Regions from separate parts of the Homo sapiens genome. Here region 2 is linked to region 1. The links are chromatin loops, found by intact Hi-C in ENCODE. Cell type or tissue: endothelial cell of umbilical vein. All regions are shown on one strand. Links, peaks and the distances in the headings refer to the core of each region. The heading gives the core; the rest is flanking DNA. Region 1 has its middle 20 kb from the start of PTGS1. Region 2 overlaps LOC107987016 (a long non-coding RNA gene).

Region 1 (12,494 bases), core at 2,020-10,019:
TTAATGAAGCCCCAAGGCCATGAAGCCTCAGGCCTGTGACAGCTTTCACCTCTGCCCACACCACTTCTAGGGAGGTGAAGTCTGGAGGAGATTTAGATTAGGGGGGCAGGAAAAATTCCAAAAGAAGATTTGATGGCCAGAAGAGGGACCACCAGACTGGACACCTTGCAGGGAAAAGCAGGGTCTGAGTTGACCTCCAGGGAGCAGAAAACTCTGTCCCTGGCTTCTCTGCTCCATCCACCTGGCACTGTCTTCCCTCCTTTTTATGACCAGTCCTCCTTTGCTTGCCTTTATCAGCTTGGTGCTCCCTCGCTCCCTCTCTCTCTCCCTCTCTCTCATTATGTCTGCTCTGTCTGTGTGTGGCTGTCTTGGACTCCCCTCCTCTTTCAATAACTCTGTATTGCTGTCTTCCTCTCATTGACTCTTCCCTCTCTGTCTCTGTTTCTGGCACAATCTGCTTCATGTTCTAAGCTTTGGGTGGGGAATTGTTCCTCCTGAACAGAGATGCCTGCGTCCCTTCATCCCCTCCACCCTTTCTCCACCAGGGGAGCCCTAGGTCAGTCCCGACTGCCTGAGAACCAGGAGCTAAAGCTACTTCCCCAGTCAGGAAATTAGTATTAGACACAATAGAGCTGGAAGGAAACTGAGGCCAATCTTCTCATTTTATGGATGGGGAAACTGAGACCCAGAGACTGGAGGGGGCCTGCCCCAGATCATACAGTGTTAGGGGAATCAGAATGAGGCCCTCCTGAGGCTGGAGAGCCCAGAATCTGAACCCAGAGTAAGGAGATTTGAGCGTCAGGTTGGGAGGTGGGTGGGAAAACAACAGTGTCTGTCCCCAGAAGCCATCTTTATGAACAGAAGCATCAATCGCCATGCCATTACCGCCTCAGAGCAGTGCCTCACTGACTGTCTTTTTCCTCCATCTCTATCTCTTCTCTGTGCCTTTCTCTACCTCTCTCATAGTAAAATGTGTTGTCTGGAGGATGGGGAGGAGGGGAGCCAAGAAGCAATCTGGGTGTCCCTTTGATGACAGTCATCCACCACTGACCCCAACCCTTCCACCTCTTGGGATCAGGACTGCAGGTACCATTCTGAGAGCACCAGGGGGAAGGCCTCATAGGCCCAGGAGAGAGGAGGAAGCAGGAGTTTGCCTCCCACCACAGAGTGGCTGCTTGTGATGGATAGGACTGGGGTTTTATGACTCAACTATCCTAAATTCAACTCAGTTCAATTTACTTCCACTCAACCCACCCAAATTAAACCTTACTCAAGTCAATCAAACTCAACTCCAATCAAGTCAACCCAATCAAACCCATCCCAACACAACCCAACTCAGTTTAACTCTACTAAATTCAGTTCAAGTCAAACCAAGTCCCAGTTCTAGACTGAATGTAGAATCCAGCCGTTGCACCCTTGGCCACAGGCCCCCCAGCCAGCCAGGCACAGCCTCCATGACTTTCCTGGTCAGGGTGAGCTCTCAGACAAGGCCAGGGCTGCATTCCTTCCTATCTACCTCCCCCGCCAACCCACACCAGCCTCCTGGGTAGTCCAGACTCCAGAAGAAACCAGTGCTGGGGGGTGGATACTGGGCCAAAGGTAGGCTAGGGTAAGAAAAAGACCCCTCACCACTCCCACGGCACTCAATGTGGCCCCTCCTGCAGCCCAGCTGTCTCCTCCCAAGCCTGTGGCCTGCTGTATCTCTAACTGCAATCCCTCCTGCTAGAGTTGCCTCCTTCAGCAGCTCAGAGTTCCCAGGAGCCAGCCTGGGCCTTCCCCAGAAGGATATCTGAATACAGAAAAGGAGAAGAGAAGGCTGTGGTCTGTGTGGTGGGCAGAGGAGAAGCTGGGAGTGGGTGGGGTGGCTGCGGAACTCGGCTCTAGGCCCATGGACAGGCACCACTAGGACCCATCCTGACCCAACCTCCAGTTCCCTCCCCAACCTTTCTCTGAGCCCCAGCTTCCTGCCTTTCTGTAGGGGGTGCCTCAAGTCATTGAGCCCAAACCTCCATTCAACTGATCTGGAGACTGAGGCCTACAGCTGAAAGAGTTTGCCCAAGAACACGAAACAGAGAAGGAGCTGGAATCCAGGGCTCCTGGCCCCCAGGCCAAGGTCCTTCCCCAGTTGGCTCTCAAGATGGAGTTTGTTTGAGGCCCTGATTTCTGCCCCATCTGCCCAAAAGGTCAAATTCAGGCAGCCCACCCCCAACCCAGAGAGCGTCTTGTTTCTCAGAACCCACGAACTCAGGCACTGGAGGGAGCTGGGAATCTCAGAACCCTCACTCTGAGCCCTCACTCCGAGCCCTCCCTCCTTCCTCTTCCTTCCCTCTTCCTTTGGCTCCTCTGCAGACCTCTGGCTGGACTGGCTCTTCCTTCCTCTTTCCCCAGAACCCTCTCCCCACCCCCAGCAGCACTGGGGATAGACAGAGAGGAGGGATCTCAGCCCAGGCCTGGACCTTGAGGCACATGGGCAGCAAATGTGCAAGGCAAGAGTTCATTTGCTGCCACCCCGTCAGGCAGCCTGCGTTCTTGGACACAAGAAACTGAAATCCACCTCCCCAGCCTCCTGCTGGCCCTGCTGCTGCTCAGGGCCCACAACACAGGTCATTTTCTCTGCCCAGTGGGCCCTCAGAGTCAGGCAAGCAGCAATCACCCTCCCTGCCAACATCACTGTTTCCAGAGGCTACAAGCTCTCGGAGGCAAGCTCCTCCAAGAGGCATGAGTTCCGCCTCGGCCCTTACTAGCTGTGTGACTTTGAGCAAATCACCTTGCCTCCCTAAATGGCCAAGCCCTCATCACTAACATGGAGATAATTGTATGCATGGGCTTTAAAGGAGAAAAGAGATAGCATGGATAAGCACCTGGCACAGAACCTGGCATTTAAATGGTTAATGTCATTATGAAGTAGAGGAAATGTCCCTCTTCTGACCATGGCTTTTCACCAGATTTGTATCATTTATTTTCAAATCCTTTCTGAGTCTAATCTAGTTTTTAAGTTCTGTCCTATAGCACAGAGTTCAAAGTTTAACTTAATAACCAGTTCCTGGCTGAGCGCAGTGGCTCACGCCTGTAATCCCAACATTTTGGGATGCTGAGGTGAGTGGATCACCTGAGGTCAGGAGTTCGAAACCAGCCTGGCCAACATGGTGAAACCCCGTCTCTACCAAAAATACAAAAATTAACTGTGCATTGTGTCATGCACCTGTAATCCCAGCTACTCAGGAGGCTGAGGCAGGAGAATCACTTGAACCCGAGAGGCAGATGTTGCAGTGAGCTGAGATTGCGCCACTGCACTCCAGCCTGGGCAACAGAGGGAGACTCTGTCTCAAAAATAAAAATAATAAAATAACCAGTTCCTTAGTGCTTACTTTGTGCCGAGCACCTGGAACAGGGAAGAATAAGACAGAAGCTTCTGTGCCCACAAGGTACCCACACTGTGATGGGGGACACAGACATTGACCACTGACCAGGCAATGACCATGGGATAAGTCCTGGGAAAGAGGAGAAGAGGAGGCAGGTGAGGTACATGCAGGGCACCTAACTCAGTCCCCAGGGTCTTCCCAGAGAAAAGGTGTTCGTAGCAGAGAAGACAGTAGGTGCAAAGGCCCAGAGACAGAGAGTTCCCCTTTAGAGGAACTGTGAGAAGTAGATTGCATCTCAAGTGGATAACAGCTAGTACAGTTGACCCTTAAACAATGCAGGGGTGGCGAGGCACGGTGGCTCATGCCTGTAATCCCAGCACTTTGGGAGGCTAAGACAGGTGGATCACTTGAGGTCAGGAGTTCGAGACCAGCCTGGCCAACATGGTGAAACCCTGTCTCTACTAAAAATACAAAAATTATCTGGGCATCGTGGCAGGCACCTGTAATTCCAGCTACTCAGGAGGCTGAGGCAGGAGAATCACTTGAACCCAGGAGGCAGAGGTTGCAAGGAGCCTAGATCATGCCACTGCACCCCAGCCTGGCAACAGAACTAGACTCTGTCTCAAAAAAATAAAAATAATGCAGGGATTAGGGAAACTGACCCCCATGCAGTCAAAAATTCACATATAACTTTTGACTCCCCAAAAACCTAACCATTGATAGCCTACCGTTGTCCAGAAGCCTTACCAATAACATAACAGATGATTAACACATATTTTATATGTTATATATATTATATGCTATATTCTTACAATAAAGTAAATTAGAGAAAAGAAAATAGAGCCCCAATAAAAACTCTGAACACTGAGCTCAGATGCACTTCCTCAGTTGGCAATACTCCACAGATATTGTCACATTGATTCTAGGAGAGTGACACATTCTGATTCCATGGGAAGGACAATGGAAGCTTTACTTCATGTTTGAAAGAAACCCCCCTGGGCTCTGCCCTATACATCTCTCCCTTTGGCTGATCTTAATCTGTATTCTTTCCCTGTAATAAACTATAACCATGAGTATAACGGCTTTCAGTGAGTCTTGTGAGTCTTTCTAGCAAATTACGGAATCTGAGGGTGGTTTGGGGAACCTCTTGAACTTGTAGCTGGTATCAGAAGTGATGGTGGACAGGCATCGTGGCTCATGCCTGTAATCCCAGCACTTTGGGAGGCTGAGATGGGTGGATCACTTGAGGCCAGGAGTTCGAGACCAGCCTGAGCAACATAATGGTACTGTGTCTCTACAAAAAATAAAAAATCAGCCTGGCATGGTAGTGCATGCCTGTAGTCCCAGCTATTCAGGAGGCTGAGGTGGGAGGATCACGTGAGTCCAGGAGGTCAAGACTGCAGTGAGCCATAATCATACCATTGCACTCGAGCCTGGGTGATAGACTGAGACTCTGTTTCAAAAATAATAATAAACAAATAAATGAATAAATTTTAAAACTTTAAAATTTTTTGTCCAGGCACAGTAGCGCACACCTGTAATCCCAGCATTTTGGGAGTCCAAGGTGGGCAGATCACTTGAGCTCAGGAGCTCGAGACCAGCTTGGGCAACATAGTGAGACTTCATCTCTGGGGGAAAAAAATTAACACAAAAAATTATTTTTTAATTTTTTAATTAAAAAAAATTTTTAAGAAATGAAGGTGGGCCGGGCACAGTGGCTCACGCCTGTAATCCAAGCACTTTGGGAGGCCGAGGCGGGCGGATCACAAGGTCAGGAGATCGAGACCATCCTGGCTAACACGGTGAAACCCTGTCTCTACTAAAAATACAAAAAAAAAAAAAAAAAAAAAGCCAGGCTTGGTGGCACGCACCTGTAGTCCCAGCTACTTGGGAGGCTGAGGCAGAAGAATCACTCACACCTTGGAGGTGGTGGTTGCAGTGAGCCGAGATCACACCACTGCACTCCAGCCTGGGCAACAGAGCCAGACTCCATCTCAAAAAAAAAAAAAAGAAAGAAAGAAAGAAATGAAAGTGGTCTTGTGTGGAGTCTCTGCCCTCTAACCTTGTAGTTGGCCCAACTTAGCACAATTTCTTATGTGATATTTCAGTTAATAGTGCCTCTTAGGCACTATTATCATCAATCCCATTTTGGAGATTGGGAAAATGAGATAAGGAACCTGACTGAGGTCACACAGTTATCAAATGACAAAAGCGAAATTTAAAAGCAGATACCAGCAGGGCTTGATGGCTCACGCCTGTAATCCCAGCACTTTGGGAGGCCAAGGCGGGAGGATCATGAGGTCAGGAGATTGAGACCATCCTGGCTAACAGGGTGAAACCCCATCTCTACTAAAAAAAAAAAAAAATACAAAAAATTAGCCAGGCGTGGTGGCAGGCGCTTGTAGTCCCAGCTACTGGGGAGGCTGAGGCAGGAGAATGGCGTGAACCCAGGAGGCGGAGCTTGCAGTGAGCTGAGATTGCGCCACTGCACTCCAGCCTGGGCGACAGAGTGAGACTCCATTGCAAAAAAAAAAAAAAAAAAAAAAAAAAAGCAGATACCCAGGCACTAGCATCTACTCCTGTAACCACTGTGCTATGCTGCCCAGCTAGTGGGGGAAAGAGGGGGCTTGTGGGAAGCAGAGCTAGAGGGTTTGTAAGAGACTATTTCTAAGAGGGTGGCAATTCTAAGAGGCAGCCTGGCAAAAAGGCTAAGTTTTGTCCTGGGGGTAATAGGGAGCCATTGATGGTTTCAAGCAGGGAGAATATAAGTATTCATGCATTTTAACAAAGTCCCTCTGGATGTAGACTGGGGAGTGGATTGCAGACAGGCCTGAGTGGGGAGAAGACCAGGTGAGGACAATGACGCGGCTGGACCCGAGTCGTGGTCTTGAGAATAGAGAGCATGGGACACATGCCATATGTGCCTAAAAGGTAGGCTTGACAGGACTTCGGGACAGACCGGATTTAGGGGAAAAGAGAGGGGGAAGAGTCAAGGGTAAAACCCAGGCTTCCAGATTAGACAATTAGGGTATTAAGTCCCTTAGACTGGGAAAGACAGAAGGAAGAACAGATTTGAGGTGGGCCATACCACCATTAATAGTCCCAGATTCCCAAAGGGGTCAATGCCCCAGAACAGGGCAACCCCCACCCAGGCACAGGATCCCGTGTCTAGACCATCAGTTACCAGGACAATGCAGCTAGCTCCCAGCAGAGAAGTGGCACCCTCCCCTGCCTGTGAGTGGCCACCAGGTGGCAGCATAGGCCGCCTTTTTCCAGGGCTGGCCTGGCAGGCCGGCCAGAGGAGGGAGAAGGAAGCATCTATTGCTGCTGGAGATGCAGCTTTGCCACGAGACCACGGAAACTGGACCACAGGCCTGTGGAGATGAGTTCCTGCAGCTATGAAGTCAAAAAAGCACCAATCTAGTAGTCAGGAGTCCTGGGTTCTAGATACACCAGGGACCCAGAGCAGACACCTGCCCCTCTCTGAGGCTATGGGTTTTCCTTAAAGAGGGCAAACCCTCCTTAAGGAAAGAAGGCCAGAGCTGCCAGACGGAGTATTAATTCCTTCTCTGTTTTCCATCCCCGACAGCTGTGGCTTTTAACCATATTTTTAGAGGCAACTTCTTTTTTTACAAGCAAAATCCAAAGACCCTCTCACTCCCTGCACCTCCATCCCATGTATAAAACAGAAAACATGTTTACACTGATCTGCTGTGGTTGGAGTAGAAGCTGGGGACTCTCCCAAGCCCACACAGAAGATAAAATCTTCACCCTGACGTTGAGGCCCCTACCTCTCCAGTGCCATCCTCATTCTCCTATCCAGACTGAGCGATCTTTGCCCATCCTGGACCTTCTCTTGGGAATATCCTTCCCCTCCTCTCTTGATTCAAACCCTCCTCATCCTTCAATGTCAGATCCCTTGACACCTCCTCCAGGGAGCCCTCTCCAAAGCCCCTAATGGAAAGCGTCACTCCCTCTACCACACTGCCCTGGCACCTCAGTCCCCCACAAGTACCAAGCACCTGCTGTGTCCGGGCAATGCAAACAAGTGAACAGCATCTCTCTTCTCTCTGATCCTGAGCACCTGCGGGGGTCAGGGGAGGGGACCATGCCTGTTTCCCCCATAACAGAGTGTGCCCAGCCTCACCCAGCTAGGAGCTGGCAGACCAGCCTCTGCCCCACCAGGCTTCACTGAGCCACGTTAGTGGTCACCTTTTCTGGGCTTCAGCTTCCCCCCTCTGTATAATGGGGGCAGCTAACACCTAATCAGGACTGTGTGTAGAATCAGGACTAGCTACGTAATTTGAGGGGCCCTTTGAAAAATAAAAATATGCAGCCCCTTGTTCAAATATTAAAATGTTCAAGACAATGGCAGTAGAAGATTAAACCAAGCACAAGTCACACACCTGTGGAGTCTGTGCACTACACAAGAGGTCTGAAATCAGCCAACCTATGCCCAAGTGTGGGGCTGTGTCAGCCAAAAAAGATGGTCCGTTTTCTTCATGTAAGTTCACTTTCTGTTGGTCAAGCTGGGGACCAGCAGGACTGCATCCTCCCATTAGGGAGCACCTTTTCTCAAGTCAGACAAAGGTATGGTATTGGCCAGCAGGCACCCTGCCCGACTTCATAGCACTACCATGTAAAATGGGCTTGTTGAGTGAGGAGAGAGAACCAAAATCCAGACACAAGAAATTGGAGACCAGGGGCCAGGTGTAGTGGCAGGCACCCATAATCCCACACTCGGGAGGCTGAGGCAGGAGAATCACTTGAACCTGGGAGGCAGAGGTTGCAGTGAGCCGAGATCATACCACAGCACTCCAGCCTGGGTGACAAAGTGAGACTCTGTTTAAAAAAAAAAGATAGTGGGGATTTATACCAGAGATGTGCAATCAGGACAAGCCAAAGGGTGGAGATCCGAAACTGCAAACCTCACCTCAGAGCAATGTGATTCAAGGCCAACTTCCAAGTTCAGAGGTCAACAGCAGTTGCTCAGTCCTTGCCTTGTTCTTTCAGCCAGTATTTACTGAGCACCTACTATGTGCCAAGCACAGTTCCAGGCTTCATGATACAGCAGTGAGCAGGACAAAGTCCCCTTCCTCCCAGGGTTCACATTCTTGCGGTGGGGAGAGGAAATAAACATTATTGAAAGAAAATAAATGAACCACCCAACTAAAGATAAGTGATATGAAGAGAATTAAACAGGGTGAGAGGGAAGGACTGCTGGTAGGTGGGCTGGTTCATATAGGGTGGCCAGGGAGGGTCTCCCTGAGGAGGTGACATTTGAGCTGGGCTCTGAATGAAATGGGGCCAGCTGGTGCCCCAGCTGCAAAGCATGGGGGTGGGCGTGCGGAGCTGCCTGCAGGAGGAGAGCCTGCAGAACCACACTTTGCTAAAAAGGCGAAGGCGAAGGCAGGCTGGGCAGGAAGTCTGGCCCCCTGTAACCATATCCCCAGGAAGGAGGAAGCCAGGAAGACGCTTTCAGCAGTCGTATTCATCAAGGCCTCTGCTCTAACCCGGGGCAGCACCAGAGGCTCCTCAGGCCCGATCCACCTTCGGCCAGGCCGCCTGGGGAGGGGACAGCAAGGGAGGGAGGATAACCCTGGATTCTCTTCCAGACAATAAATGCTTCCAGGTTCCTAGGGAGCATTCTGTGGGTCACAGCTGCATCTGATCTCAATTACCCCAGGGTGTAGGGTTCCCCGGCCGGGCAGGGATAGGGGTGGAGGGGAGGCCGTTTCTCCATAATCAGAATCTCCTGGCCTAGTGGGTGAAGACACCTCAGGACAGGTCCCCAAAATTTCAGGACGCAGGAAAAGGGTTCTCCCCAAAAAGAGAGGTCTGGCTGTGTGTGAGTGGAGGCTCTGCTTCACAGCCATTTTGCTGTGTGACCTGGTGCCACTCACTTAACCTCTCTGGGCCCCTGTGGGAACTGTGAAGATTCAACCTTTTCCTTTCCTACCTTTTCCCACCAAAGAGGCAAGAGGACAATCTAGGCCAAGAGGGCAAAGCTCAATGCTATGGGCTGGGCTGGGCTGCAATGGGTGGGGTTGCTAACTCCTTACTTTTTCCTGACTTGATTAGATCTTAACCCTTATGCAAATATGTCCCCGCCCAAGATTATGGTGCCAGCATTGTCAGGAGTAACATCTCCCAAAACAGAGCAGGGCCGAGTCCCATTCCTCAACCAGCTGGGGCAAGACACTTTATATCTCTGGGCCTCAGTTTACTCATGTCCACCTCCAAAAGGGACGTGAGGATTCAGTATCAGGTGTGACGCCGGTTCACCCAGTAAGTGATCATTCCATCAGTTTTTCAATCAACAACCACCATGAAAGTGGCAATGCCTCTAAGCACGGGAGAAAGCCCCCGGTTTGTAAAAATTTTGCACAATAGGGTTTTTGTTATTGATGGCCTTAAGCAAGTTTTTCCTCTTCCGGGTCTCTGTTTCCCATCCATAAAGGTGCCTGCAAACAACGTTCCGCTCAGAAGAGGGTGTTTTAGGCCAGAGTTGTGGGGCGTGGCTCAAGCTACAGTGGTAGGTTTCTTAGCTGGTGAAACTTTCCTCCGAAATCCTGGGTTTCACTGTGCACCTTCTCTTGTCAGGAGGCTGAGGAACCGTAGCACAGGGTTGGGTTTTTAGCGGAGCAGGAAACTGGACGCGGGGAGTGGAGGGGGCGAGCACGGGGGTCTGCCCTGAGAGGGCTTCCAGTAGCCAACGTTCATTTCCCAGGCTCAGGGAGGCGGCGAGCCGGGATTCGAATCTGCGCCTCAAAGCCGAGGGGCGGAGCCGGGAGTGGACGCCGGGGTCAGCGGAGCACGGGGCCGCGCTTCCCCCGGCCGCCCGGGCCGCTCCGCGGGCGCTCTTTCTCCTTTTATGTCCGCGCGGGGCCGGGAACTCCCTGCCGGGCCGCGGCCCGCGAACAATGCGCGCTTCCTGCCCGCCCGGCCGGGCCGCGGCCCGCTCACTCCCCGCCCTGCGGCCGCCGGGAAATGACAGCAGCCCGGGACCGCCGCGCGGGTACACGGGGTCGCGCCCCGGGAGACGGACGGGGCCGCCCACCGAGGGCCGCCGGGCGAGGGTGCGAGGTGACCTAGCGACGGGCAAGCGGCAGCGGGCAGGCGGCCGTCATGTATTCAGGCGCGCGCACAAGCCTTCTGCCGGTCGCACCCCTTGTAACATGCGTGTCTGTGCCATGCACCTAAGTCTCCACTGCACGCTGCACGTGCCCCACACAGCCGCATTGCCTGCGCCGACATCCACGTGTTGCTTCCACACGTGGTGGCTGAGTGGGTGGGCATCTGCCAGGGACCAGGCCCTGTGCCAGGCACTGGGGGTCCAGCGTGAACAAAGAGAAAAGCTGGCCAGGCGTGGTGTCGCGCGCCTGTAGTCCCAGCTACTCGGGTAGGTGAGGAGGGAGGATCGCTTGAGCCCATGAGTTCCATGCAGGCTGCAGTGAGCTGTAATGGATGGCGGCCAATACAGTAAAAACTGAGAAGAGCTTTGGACTTCTGAAGTTTATGCTCTAGTGAGGGAGGAAACAGAACATCCTAAATTACTACATTATATGGTATATTAAAAATCAATACTTTTAGGGAGAAAAGGGAAGAAGGGACTGGTGGGAAATTGGGGCTGTTTTAAACAGGGTAGCTATGGATATTTTAACTTAAGAAGGTGACGCTGGAGCAAAGATGCACAAAATATGTGTCACAAACAAATAGATACATCTCAAAATTATATACAATATATACCTCCAAGTATATGTATTACACAAACATACTCCACTTACATCCACATGCCTATAAATACCCCATGCATAAGCACCTCACATACATCTGCACATACTAGACCATATAAATGCATGGTATACAGTATATGCATAGTCTAGTATACAACATGCATACTATCTCTGCTACATGCATACCTTTTTTTTTTTTTTTTTTTTGAGACAGAGGGTTTCACTCCCATCACCCAGGCTGAAGTGCAGTGGCACAATCTGGGCTCACTGCAACCTCCACCTCCTTGGCTCAAGCAATTGTCTTGCCTCAGCCTCCTGAGTAGCTGGGACTACAGGTGCACGCCACTGCGCCTGGCTAATTTATCTACTTTTTGCACAGACGGGTTTTGCCATGTTGCCCAGGCTGGTCTTGAACTCCTGAGCTCAAGTGATCCATCTGCCTCAGCCTTCCAAAGTGCTGGGATTACAGGCATTAGCCACCACCTGGCCTACATCTGATCTCTCTCTATGGCATCTGCATCTATAATATGTATCACTTCTGTGCACACAAGTGTCCTGCTGTGTGCCATGTGCACATTTATGCCTGCACCCTAGATGTATACATACGCAGACCCCGGGTAGACCATATGTGTATCACAACCCTCAAGTATGTGCTTGTCTAATTTCATAAGCCACATGTCAATATAGTACATCCAAAGACATCATAATACATGGATTTACATGCCTTGTGTTCATCATGTAAAATATATCGTATATTCATATACCCAAATACATGTGTCATAAACCTTGTGTAAATGTATGTCTATACACACCACACAAACACAGCTACACATCTCTCTGTCACAAATATACTACATGCCCATTTCCCACACATTCTTGTAGCTGTTTTATATGTCCCATATCTATGTGCAAATAATAGCAATAACATTTACCGAGTGATTACTATGTGCCATATGCACTGCTGGGTGGATGACCTCATTCAATCCTTCGGACAGGCCTATGCAACAGGTCCTATTCATTTAGCCTGGCTGCTAAAAGTTCACACCACAGTCAGATCACCTGAGTTTGAATCCTGGCTTCACCATTATCTAACCTGTGGCAAGCTTGTTTCCCCATCTGTAAAATGGGGCCGATAGTAGTACCTCCTTTTTTGAGTTGTTGGGAAGTCAATGAGATCATCATGCATGAGAAGCGTATAGTACAGTGCCACACATAGACTGAGTGCTCAGTAAATGTTAGCTGTGATTATTAGTATCTGTGTTACAGATGAGAAGTCAGGCTCAGAGGGGTTAAATGACTTCCCTAAGGTCAACCTGTAAATGGAGGAGGCAGTTCAGCATTCCACAGTACTGTATCTGGAGCTCATGCCCCCCAATCACACAATGGGGACAAATAC
Region 2 (12,494 bases), core at 2,163-10,162, 810 kb after region 1:
CCTGGAGAGATCAGCAAAGCAGATGGTGGGGTCCTCAATTAGAGACCAGACTTTGGTGATGGGTGGGTGATGGTAGAGGGAGGAAAGTAGGCTGGTGGCTGGAGAGATGGTGGAGCCATTCCTGAGATGGGGAACCAGGAAGGGAAGCGATTTGAGGAAGATGAGAATTCAGATGACTTTAGGATGCTGGAGGACATTTGAGGCGATATCCATCATCAGCTGGGCATGCAGGCTGGGCATCGAGTCTGGGAGGCGACCGCGTGCACAGGGAGGAGGCCAGACAGGGCTGGGTGAAGGGACACACACACTCATCTCTTTCTGGTGCCGCTTGAGGTCAGCCTGTGTCCAGCCACCCTCTGGGTGCTGGGGAGGGGCCTGGCAACCACCAGTCATTGTGGTTTGTCTCTCCAGACAGCAGGAGTCCAAGGGAAGCCCAGTGGTTCCTTAGACAGGCTGTGGTAACTGTGCCTCGTCCCTGCCACCTCCACCTACCCAGAGGCCACCGAGTGTCTTTGCACACCCCTCAAGCACCCACCACCAGGAGAGGTATGGTCACGAACATTCGCTCATGGCACAGCAATGTATGGAGCACCTGCTGAGTGCTGCATGGTCCTGGCCCTGAGAGAGCAGTAATGACCCAGGAAGACAGACCCCTGCCCTCCTGAGGCCACCGTCCAATGAAAGAGGCAGGCAATAAACCCATCATTAGAATCAAGTGTGAAGCCTGGGCGTGGTGGCTCACGCCTGTAATCCCAACACTTTGGGAGGCCAAGGCAGGAGGATCAGTTGAGGTCAGGAGTTCGAGACCAGCCTGGCCAACATGGCAAAACCTCGTCTCTACTAAAAATACAAAAATTAACCGGTGTGCACCTGTAATCCCAGCTACTTGGGAGGCTGAGGCAGGAGAATCGCTTGAACCTGGGAGGCAGAGGTTGCAGTGAGCAGAGATCGTACCACTGCACTCCAGCTTAGGTGACACAGCGAGACTCCATGTGATGTTGAGAAAGGGAAGCCTGGGGGACCTTTGGGGGCTGGGCGGCAGGGGGGTGCTTCCGGGAGGAGGCAACATTTAAACTATAGGTCTGAAGGATGAGTCAGAGTTAGCCAAGAAGAAAAAGGAGTGAAAAGGTGTTTGAGTGAATGGGAATGGCATGTGGGAACCTCAGAGGTAAGAAAGTGCCTGACAGGTTTAAGGGAATGAAGGGATTAAGTGAGATGGAGCATTGGGTGTTGGCGGTGGTAAGGAACCTCAGGAGTCAGGCTTAGGGACTTGGACCTTCTCCTGAGGGCGATAGGGAGCCATTGCGTGTCTTAAGCAGGGAGTGGCTTGCTCAGATTTGCATGTGGGAGAATTCAGAGACAGATCAGAAACACTCAACCTCAGCCCAGAGGGGCCCAGGCAAGACCCCCCTCTCCCTCCTCTGTAGTTCCCTTGACGCGTGAGGTGGGTCAACACGGCTTGCACTCCCCCAAGGACCCGAACCTAAGGTCCTCTGGAGGCAGGCCCCAAGCCTGTCCTAACAAGTGCCGTGAGAGCCCTCCAGGCCTGCTCTGGGAATCCAGTCTTGTCGCCAGGAGACACGAGCCCATTTGACTCCGGTGGGGGGAGGTGGGCTGGGCGGCACCACCGCGTGAATGCTCCGGAGCTACCCACGGAGGCGACTGACTGGCTGCCAGCGTGCGCTCCGGATGCCACCTGGTAAGGCTGTCGGCGGGAGGCCAAAGAAATCAATCAGGTCCCGAAGACACGCCGCCCCCTCCCTGCCACAACAGTCCCCTGCCCTCGGAGCCTGGAGAGGCTGGGCTGTCCCCGCAGCGCCACCGTGTGGGCGAGGTGGTCACGACGGCAGGTGGTCGGGGCGCTCAGCTGGAGGTGCTGGTGCTGGGGAGAGCGGAGGACACCGCGGGATCGGCAGGCGTTGGGGACCCCACGGCAGCCATCGATCCTATTCTCATCACATAGTTTCAAATTAATTTTTTCAAAACGGAAACATATTTGCGGCCTGTTTGTGACTTGTAATTATTAAGTAATAATATACTTCCTGAAAACAACATGCAAACTCCATGGACTATAGAAAAAGGCAGGCATGGGCAGCTTCCCTGCAGAATTCCATCCCACCACAACCTCTGATTGCATTTTGGCAAACAGGCTTCAGATTATTTTTCTGGCTTCTTTTTTTTTTAAGTCAGGGTCTAGCTCTGTCGCCCAGGCTGGAGTGCAGCGGAGCGGTCATGGCTCACTGCAGCCTCCACTTGCCTGGGTCAACCGATCCGCCCACCTCAGTCTCTCAAGTAACTGGTACTACAGGCACGCACCACCATATGTAGGTAGTTTTTTCATTATTATTTTTGTAGAGACAGGGTCCCACTCTGTTGCCCAGGCTGGTCTCAAACTCCTGAGGTCAAGCAGTCCTCCTGCCTCAGCCTCCCAAAGTGCTGGGATTACAAGCATGAGCCACCATGCCCAGCCCAGATTTTCTTCAACAGAAAGAATATATGTATATGTATATATATATATATATATATATTCACACACACACAAATGAGGTCATATTGCATATGCCTAATGTTCTGCCACTTGCTTTGCTTTTTAAACATTTTTATCAACTGTGGAGTTCGGAGAAAAGAATATTTATTTAGATTGGGCTTGGTGGCTCACACCTGTAATCCCAGCACTTTGGGAGGCCGAGGTGGGCGGATCATGAGGTCAGGAGATCGAGACCATCCTGGCCAACATGGTGAAACCCCATCTCTACTAAAAATACAAAAATTAGCTGGGCATGGTGTCATGTGCCCATCATCCCAGCTACTCGGGAGGCTGAGGCAGGAGAATTGCTTGAATCAGGGAGTCGGAGGTTGCAGTGAGTGAGCTGAGATCGCCCCACTGCATTCCAGCCTGGCAACACAGCAAGACTCCATCTGGAAAAAAAAAATTTATTTAATATACGTGCAGTATATGAATCAGGTTGAAGTGGGACACTGTGTGCCCACCGTCCAATTTAAGAACATTTTAATTACCCTGAAGTTTCTTTTAAAAATATATTTTTCCCTCCTTTCTCACCTTATTATGGATTATATGGGTTTTTTTGTTTGTTTTGGTGGGTTTTTTTTTTTTTTTTTTGGACAAAGTCTTGCTCTATCACCCAGGCTACAGTGCAGTGGTGCGATCTCGCTCACTGCAACCTCCGTCTCCCAGGTTCAAGCGATTCTCGTGCCTCAGCCTCCTGAGTAGCTGGGATTACAGGCACCCATCATCACGCCTAGCTAGTTTTTGTGTTTTCAGTAGAGACGGAATTTCACTATGTTGGCCAGGCTGGTCTTGAACTTCTGACCTCAAGTGATCCGCCCACCTCGGCCTCCCAAAGTGCAGGGATTACAGGCGTGAGCCACCAAGCCCAGACTGATACAGTACTTTTAATTAATCCATGGCATTGCTTTATTAATTTGTTAGTACTCCTTTCTTTTAGTGGTTATCCTAAAGATTATAATGCGTATCCTTGACTTATTAAAGTCTGCTACAGACAAACTCTCACTGCTCGTAGGGAAATGCAGGAAGTTTAGACCACTTAAAACTCCATTTACCCCCTCCTGACTTGGATGCTATTGTCATCTGTTACCATCTGCTATTTGAATCCTTTATATATTTCAAACTCCACAAGACCTAATTATTATTGTTTTATACAGACAATATTTGTTTAGATTAACCAAATATTTTCTCTCTCCATTGGCCTTCATTTCCTCCCAAATCTCCAAGTTTCCATCTGGGATCCATTTTCTCCTGCCTGAAAATCACCCTTTGCTAATTCTTTGATGGGGACGTGCTGGTGATAAATTCTTTCCATTTTTATTTGTATGAAATGTCTCAGTTTCACTTGAATTTAAAAAAAAATTTTCTTTTTCTTTTTATAAAATCAGATCTTCTAGAAGAGGCCACCTTTGTTTTTGAAGAGTATTTTTTGCTGGGTACGTTGGTGTAGGCTGGCAAGAGAAGGCAAGAAAAGAGAGAAAAATAACCGTGTAAGTGGGACAAATAGAAAACAAACAGTAAGACCAGTGGCCTAGACCAGGCACAGTGGCTTACACTTGTAATTTCAGCAATTTGGGAGGCCGAGGCAGGTGGATCACCTGAGGTCATGAGTTCAAGACCAGCGTGGCCAACATGGCGAAACCCTGTCTCTACTAAAAATACAAAAATTAGCCGGGCGTGGTGGCACAAGCCTGTAGTCCCAGCTACTTGGGAGGCTGAGGCAGAATTGCTTGAATCTGGGAGGCGGAGGTTGCAGTGAGCCTAGATCACGCCACTGCACTCCAGCTTGGGTGACAGAGCAAGACCCTATCTCAAACAAAAACAAAAACAAAAACAAAGGCGCAAATCAGATCTGCCTCTCAAAGTTGCTGGAGGGACAGCATGGGGCCAGGGGTAGGGAAAAGCAGGTAGCGACAGGGGCAGAGAGGGGTGGGGATGAGAGTGGGCCCGTATGTGACAGGACACTCCCTGGGGTCAGTTCTTCAGAGCTGGGGGCCCGGAGTTGAGGATGGGAGTGGAGAAGGGAGATGGGGCAGGGGTAGACTCTGGAGTTTGGCAGCCAGGGGAGCCTCAGCGGTGGAGCTGAAAGAGCCCTGGAAGCGGTCCTTGGAGAGTATTTGGGGAGGAAAGCAGGGGATTGCTAAGGAAACCGTCCTACAACAACCCACTCCAGTCGGAGCTCACTGAAGTTCCCGAATAAGAACTCTCTTCTCTTTCAGGGTGCAGCTTCCTACCCACATCTGCACCTCTGAGGGGGTGTATGTATGTGCTGGTGTGTTTGCGTGTTTGCTTTATGTGAGGGGTTTATGTGTTCTTGTGTGTCTGTGTGCAGCCCCTCTCACTGCATAACCACTTTACCCCCATGGCCTGGCTTTCTCTGCTCAGGGCCTCGTATATGCCCGTTCCTCTGCTGGAAAACCCTTTCCCTCCCCTCCCCTTTGCCTGGTGCTCTTCTGCCCATTCATCAAGAGGAGGTGGAGCCCACACCTGTAATCCCAACACTTTAGGAGGCCAAGGCAGGAGGATCCCTTGAGCTCAGGAGTTTGAGACCAGCCTGGGCAACATTGTGAGACTCTGTCTTTACAAAAAAAAAAAAAAAATTTAAATTAGCCGGGTGGTGGCACTCACCTGTAATCTCTGCTACTCAGGAGGCTGAGCTTGAGCCTGGGAGGTTGAGGATACAGCGAGCAGTGATTGCTGGGTGACAGAGCAAGATCTTTTCTCAAAAATAAAAAACAAAGGAGGGGGAGGGGGAGGGGTCTTCTCCCCCAAAAGCCTTCCCTGACCTCCTCACATGTCTAGTGAGGGGCTCCTCTGGTATTCTCGCACCTCTGCCCTGGGCTTCTTTCTCCCCCAGCACTGATCACATTGGGTGCTAATCTCTGGTTCTTGTGTCCATGAGTTCCTCAAGGGCAGGACAGGATCTTGTCTATTTCTATATCCCTGGCACCAGGCAGGGACCTGTCACAGAGAGAGGCTCAGAGGATGCTTGTTGAATGAATGAATGAGGGAATAAGTTAATGACCACATGAACAGCCACTTCTTCAGAAGGGTTTGGGACACAGGCAGGTCTTCCTCGTTCAACCCAAAAAAACAAATTGTCATCGGAGCTGGCGGGTCCTTTAGAGATGAATCCAGAGGCCAGGTGCGGTGGCTCAAGCTTGTAATAGCACTTTGGGAGGCCGAGGCGGGTGGATCACCTGATGTCAGGAATTCGAGACCAGCCTGGCCAACATACTGAAACCCCGTCTCTACTAAAAATACAAAAATTAGCCAGTCATGGTGGCAGGCGCCTGTAATCCCAGCTACTCGGGAGGCTGAAGGAGGAGAATCACTTGAACCCAGGAGGCAGAGGTTGCAGTGAGCCGAGATCGCGCCACTGCACTGCAGCCTGGGCGACAGAGTGAAACTCCGTCTCAAAAAACAAAACAACAACAAAAAAAAGAGAGATGAATCCAGGATCCAGCAGCATGGACCTTACCTGGGAGCTCATTAGAAATGCGGCTTCCCAGGCCCCACCCCAGATCCACTGCATCAGAATCTGCCTTTAAAAAGATTCCCAGGTGACTCACATGCTCTTAAAAGGTGAGCAGCTCTGCTCCCAAGGGCTCCACCTCCCATTTTATAGACAAGGGAACTGAGGCCTGCGGAGGGCCGGGGCCTGGCGAGGCCTGGGCAGGAGCAGGACGTCAAACTGGGCGGCCTCCCAGCGGCTCCGGTCCCCGCCCCGCGGGTCCTCCTGCTTCCCGCCCCGCCTGGCCTGTCCAGACCTTCCCAGCGGCCTCCTGAGGTCTTTGCAAGGAGCTCGCACTCCCCCTGGCGGGCATAGGGAGGGACGGCCTGGGCTGAGCTGGCCGAGGACGGGGAAGAGATGTGGCCTTAGGGACCGGGCGGGGGTGGAGAGGGCCAGCAGGGAGCCAGGGTGTGAGAGGTGGCCAGGTTAGCGCCCCTGCTTTGGAGAGGCTGCCTGAGCTCATCTTGGCTACTCACCACGCGCCACCTGTGGAGTCCGGAGCCTCTGCTCGCCTCCTGCCAGGGGAAAGAATAAGAATGGAGCCCACCTCACTCGCTCCTCGTGAGGATCCCATGAGGATGCGCCGACGTGAGGGGCCAGCGGGGTGGAAAGCCTCCCGCCTGCAGAACACCCGGAGCGCCTCCGCCTCCATCCCAGGTGTGGGCGAAGCCGGCCTGGGCCCAGCCCAGCGCTGCGCCTCAGCCCCTCGCCTCCCACCCATGGAAGAGGGGGTTTCCAGAGCCCCCAGCGGCCCTCCCCTCGCACTGGGGGTCGCAGGCCCACGGAGAAGGCTGTAGAAACGCCCACTCCTCGGCGGTGGTTGGGGGGACGGTGCCCAGTCCCTGAGGCCCTGGGATCCCAGAGCCTGGATTCCGGAATGGGATGACTCTGGGGGGCAGGAAGTGTCGGAAAAAGCACGTGCTCTGGAGTCAGACAGACCAGGTTCAAGTCTGGCTCAGCCACAGACAGGCCAGTGATCTCGTGGCTCCTGCCTCAGTTTCCTCGCTTGTGAGGGACCTTCCAGGACTGTTGTGACACTTATGTGAGGGCTGTTGAGCACCCTGCACATAGTAGGCCCTATGGTCATGGTCACTGTTGTAACTCACAGCGTACAGTAGGGACCAGAGGATGGGGTCAGTCGGGTGGTCAGCGGAAGATGCCCCCTCACACCAGGGCACTGTCACGCCCAAGTACAGGGGCGGGGTCTCTGAGTCCTTTCTGGGCAAAGTTGTGATATCAGGGCAAAGGAGGGTGGGGGAAGGGACCGGTAAACGAATTGGAGCATGTTTTTTTTTTTTTTTTTTTGAGACGGAGTCTTGCTCTGTTGCTCAGGCTGGAGTGCAGTGTGCCATTTCGATTCACTGCAACCTCCGCCTCAGTTCAAGCAATTTTCCTGCCTCAGCCTCCCAAGTAGCTGGGATTACAGGCACCTGCCAACATGCTCGGCTAATTTTTGTATTTTTAGTAGAGACAAGGTTTTGTCATGTTGGCCAGGCTGGTCTCAAACTCCTGGCCTCAAGTGATCCGCTGGCCTCAGCTTCCCAGTGCTGGGATTATAGGCGTGAGCCACCACACCTGGCCTTTTTTTTTTTTTTTTAACAGGCTCTTGCTCTGTCCCCCACACTGGAGTGTAGCAGCTCACTGCAGCCTCAAACTCCTGGGATCATATCATCCTCCCACCTCAGCCTCCCCAGTAGTAGGGACTACAGGTATGCACCACCATTCTCAGATAATTTTTACAAAAATTTTTGTAGAGACAGGGTGTCCCCATGTTGCCCAGGCTGGTCTCTAACTGGCCTCAAGTGATCCTCCTGCCTCAGCCTCCAAAGTAAATGGGATCACAGGCAGGTGCACCTGGCTGAGGAACACAGGCTTGAGCTGGGCAGATTGAAAGCCTGATGTCCCCCTGCTCTCACCACTGGGCTGCTTTCCAAAGTGCTAGCTTTGAGGTCAGTGGCCACCAACCTTCCCAGGTGGGGTCTTACCCTGAAGCCATTCTGCTTCTGCTTCACCCACAGGCCTTTCAAAGGGATGCCCCACCACGTGACCCTAGGCCCCCTACCAGGGGTCAGCCCCTGCCCCAAGGACACCCTTGCAGGTCTGTTAGTGACCTGAGTGGCTTGGCTAGGAAAAATGAGCTGAACCAAACCAATATCCTGCTGAGTTGTGGAACTGGGAAACCAAGAGAGTTGAGCAGCAGGCCAGGTGACCAAGCACTCCGCCTTGCCCAGGACTTTCCTGATTTTTAAACTGAAAGTTTATCTTTCTAATAAACTCATATATATATATATATATATGTATACACACACACACACACACACACACACACACACACACACACGTATCCTACTAGTTCTGTCTTTCTGGAGAACCCTGACGAATTTATATGTCTGTGTGTGTGTGTGTGTGTGTGTGTGTGTGTGTGTGTGTGTGTGTGTTTGTGTATATATATATTAAAGATGAGAGACTGGCCGGGCACAGTGGCTTATGCCTGTAATCCCAGCACTTTGGGAGGCCAAGGCAGGGTGATCACTTGAGGTCAGGAGTTCGAGACCAGCCTGGCCAACATGGTGAAACCCTGTCTCTACCAAAAATATAAAAAATTAGCCGGGTGTGGTGGCGGGCACCTGTAGTCTCGGCTACTCAGGAGGCTGAGGCAGGAGAATTTCTTGAACCCAGGAGGCAGAAGCTGCAGTGAGCCGAGATCACACCACTGCACTCCAGCCTGGGTGACAGAACAAGACCCTGTCCCAAAAAAACAGGGCCAGGTGCAGTGGCTTACACCTGTAATCTCAGCACTTTGGGAGGCCAAGGCGAGCGGATCACAAGGTCAGGAGTTTGAGACCAGCCTGGCCAACATGGTGAAACCCTGTCTCTACTAAAAATACAAAATTAGCCAGGCATGGTGGTGTGTTTGTGCCTATAGTCCCAGCTGTTTGGGAGGCTGAGGCAGGAGAATTGCTTGAACCCGTGAGGCAATGGTTGCAGTGAGCCGAGATTGCGCCACTGCACTCCAGCATGGTCAACAGAGCAAGACTCCATCTCAAAAAAAAAAGAGAGAAAAGCATATAAATTTATTTCAGATGAGTTTTATGTAAGTTCTATGTAATACAGGAGCTTTCATAAAGAAATGAAGACGCAAAGAAGCCATTAAACCTGACTGTTTTTATGCTAGGTTTTTTATTTTTTGTTTTTGGGACAGAGTCTTGCTCTGTTGTCTGCTGGAGTGCAGTAGCGCACTCATGGTTCACCACAGCCTTGAATTTCTGGGCTCAAGTGATCCTCCCACCTCAGCCTCCTGAGTGGCTGGGACTACAGGTGCGTGCCACCACACTCAGCTAATTTTTGTGTTTTTGTAGAGATGGGGGTCTCACTGTGTTGCCCAGGCTGGTTTTATGGTAGGTTCGACAAAGCAGAAAGTCACGGAAGAATGGGATAGACAAAGAGCTGAGTGTAATCAGCTAGGGGAAATTTACTGAGGCCTGTTCATTCAGATTCCTCTTGACATCCTTTCATCTTCAGAGTTTAGGAGGCTCCTTTCCTCTGGGTAGAGAGAGGGCACCTCTCACAAGTGGGTTTTATGACCTGACAGGGGAAGGTCAGAAAGTCTTTCCTGAACATGCCATTTCTCAAATTCCTTCAGCTTGAAATAGTCAATATGCCCAGATGGGCCTGGCGCAGTGGCTTACGCCTGTGATCCCAGCACTTTGGGAGCCCGAGGCAGGTGGATCACAAGGTCAGGAGTTTGAGACCAATCTAGGCAATATGGTGAAACCCCGTTTCTACTAAAAATACAAAAAATTAGCTGGGCATGGTGGCGGCCACCTGTAATTCCAGCTTCTCGGGAGGCTGAGGCAGGAGAATCACTTGAACTGGGGAGGCGGAGGTTGCAATGAGCCAAGATCATGCCATTGCACTCCAGCCTGGGTGACAAAGCGAGACTCCTTCTCAAAAAAAAAAAAAAAAAAAGCCAAGATGCCGTATCGGGGGTATCCTGCCCTGAGCCCTGTCAACATTAGCACATCGTGTTTATCCATTCATCTGTTGGTGACCTTGAGTTATTTCCACCTTCTCGCTGTTGTAACTAATGCTGCTATGAATGATGGTGTGCAGACATCTGTTTGAGTCCCTGCTTTCAATTATTTTGGGTCTATAGCCAAGAGTGGAATTGCTGGATCATATGGTAATTCTATGTTTAACTTTTTGAGGAGCCGCCAGACTGTTTTCCACAGCAGCTTCTGCTAAGTGTTCTTAATGCCTTATCTCATGAAGCTCTGGCAGCCACCACCCACGAGGGTGGCCCTGTCCTGGCCCACTTCACAGGGGAGGACAATGAGATTCAGATGGATGAAGTGAAGTGTCCCAAGTCCCTCAGCTAAGAAACACAGAGCCAAGATTCAAACCCAGATGGACTGATTCCATGAGCTTGTGTCACCTGGCCCTGGGGTGGCTTGGGTCTCCATATTGGCAGACTAGGGACTAGGAGGGGAAATAGAAGGGCCACCAAAGAAAGGAGAGGAAAGGCACAGGAGAGAAGCAGAATGCCATAGCCCTGCAGGGCCCACCTCAGCCCCCCACCAGCTCCCTGGCTCTGGGAGCCCAGCGGTATTGGGCTTCCTGGATAGAAAGGATGGATCTGTCTCTGCCTATCAGCCTCTCTTCTGGATGTCCATTTTCCCTAAGGAACTCCTAAAACCTTAGTCTAGGGGATTGAGTTGCCTAGAAGTGGGTGGAGACACAGACCTAGGCAATCAGTGTAATTCTTTCCCCCTGGCTGTGGTGATTGGTTCAGAGAAGGGCCGGGTACCTCATCTGGCTCAGTGAGACTTGTGTCTGGCTGGGACCATGGTTAGAACTGATAAGAAGAGAAAAACTGCTCACTGGCAGCTGAGAGGGTGGGATTGAGCCAGAGGTTGAATGAGCAGGGAGGAGGCAGATGAGGGAAGCAAGATGGAGTGCTGGATCCAGCAGTACCTGAAGCCAGATAAGCCAATACCTCCTCCTCTTCCTTCTTTTGCTCGAGGTTAGCTTGGGATTTTTGCCATTTGCATCCCAAGGCACCCTGATTTGGAGATTTGGGGGTGTTGAGAGAATCTCTGCTCCCTGGCTGCCCTACCTGTGCTCGTGCCATCCACTTCCCCTTCTGTGAGCTGGTCAGAGCAGTCCTGTTCATTTCAACCACCTCAGCCAAACCAAAACAGAGGGACCTCACCACAGCCTGGAAGGAACCAAGAGCCTGAGACAGTGACTCGGTGGTTATGGGGCTGAGACCCTCACCGGAGCCTGGTACAGTGTCCTGATAGCAGGACCACCCAGGCAGGGTGACAGAGGCCTCCATTCCAGGGAGGAGCCCTGGAGCTAGTGATGCTGGAAGGCAGATGAATGAGACTGTACCTTTCCAGACAGCTCGGGGCTTAAGAGAAAGACTCAGTTCCCAGGCTTCCACAGGGACCACAAACTCAAAGTACTCACAGAGTCCCATAAATCAAAAAATCAAGTCCTCTGAAGGGGAACCAACCCTCTTGATAGTTTTTTGTGTATGGGGGGGTTTTGTTTGTTTTTTAGACAGGATCTCACTCTGTCACCCAGGCTGGAGTGCAGTGGTATGATCATGGCTTACTGCAGCCTTAACCTCCCGGGCTGAAGCAATCCTCCCACCTCAGCCTCCCAATTAGCTGGGAATACAGGTGTGTGTCACCACGCCTGCTAATTATAATTGTTGTTTTTGTAGAGATAGGGTCTGTATCTTGATAGTCTAAACACCTCCAGGGGAAAGGCTAGGCCAGCAGAGAGTGGGCCATGCAGCCCACATGGTCTTGGCCTCCTTGGAAGCGGTGTACTGTCTTTGGATTGGCGTGATGGGAAGGCTGTCACCGAGGGCATTCTTCACCCTCCGCTCTGTCATCTTCCCCTGGAACCCTCCATTGGGCCCAGGGGCACCTTATTCCTATCTCAGTACCAGCGTCCTGCTTCTCCTAAGCAATTGGTTTGTCATCCTTCCTAGACTTTGGACATTGTGTAAGTGGCCACATTTCCCTTTTCACACCACTTGCTAGGAAGCTTAAAGTCAATGTGTGGCAAAAGTATAGTGATGAGGGAATACAGCCCCTCATAGCAAAAGAACATCATGCCACATGGCCCAAAAGTTACAAGCTCAACCAATAGAAATATCCTTCATGTTTCACTCCTTCAGAATCATATTCCCTTTGTCTTCCAAAAGAATACTTTCTTTTCAAATGTGTATCTGAATCTTTTTTCACACAAATACTTTATTTTGTTTACTGAAACTCTCTCTGTTTGTTTTGTTTTGTGTTTTGAGACAAGCTCTCACTCCGTTGCCCAGGCTGGAATGCAGTGGCCTGGTCACAGGTCACTGCAGCCTTGACTTCCCAGGTTCAAGTGATCCTCCCGCCTCAGCCTCCCAAGTCGCTGGGACTACAGGCACACACCATT

Evidence for each region. Peaks named below come from ENCODE experiments on the same cell type or tissue, not always from the same donor. Only the 100,000 strongest peaks of a DNase experiment are listed, where the experiment ranks them.
Region 2: it touches region 1 in a loop (16-fold over the local background); 12 of 110 quality-filtered maps call a loop at or near these places.

Annotation. Positions count from the first base shown.
Region 1 is chr9:122,344,874-122,357,367 of GRCh38, reverse strand. No RefSeq gene overlaps it. Among named protein-coding and RNA genes, the nearest start is that of PTGS1, 20 kb to the left of the region's middle. RefSeq lists a silencer at 6,560-6,766. In endothelial cell of umbilical vein, for the core only: a CTCF peak has its summit at 6,612 (motif pointing right); a DNase peak (open chromatin) is centred at 6,637; H3K4me3 peaks cover 195 bases; H3K27ac peaks cover 816 bases.
Region 2 is chr9:121,539,984-121,552,477 of GRCh38, reverse strand. The region is part of intron 1 of LOC107987016 (a long non-coding RNA gene); the gene reads left to right. Among named protein-coding and RNA genes, the nearest start is that of GGTA1, 46 kb to the right of the region's middle. RefSeq lists a silencer at 6,259-6,308. In endothelial cell of umbilical vein, for the core only: a CTCF peak has its summit at 6,342 (motif pointing left); a DNase peak (open chromatin) is centred at 6,307.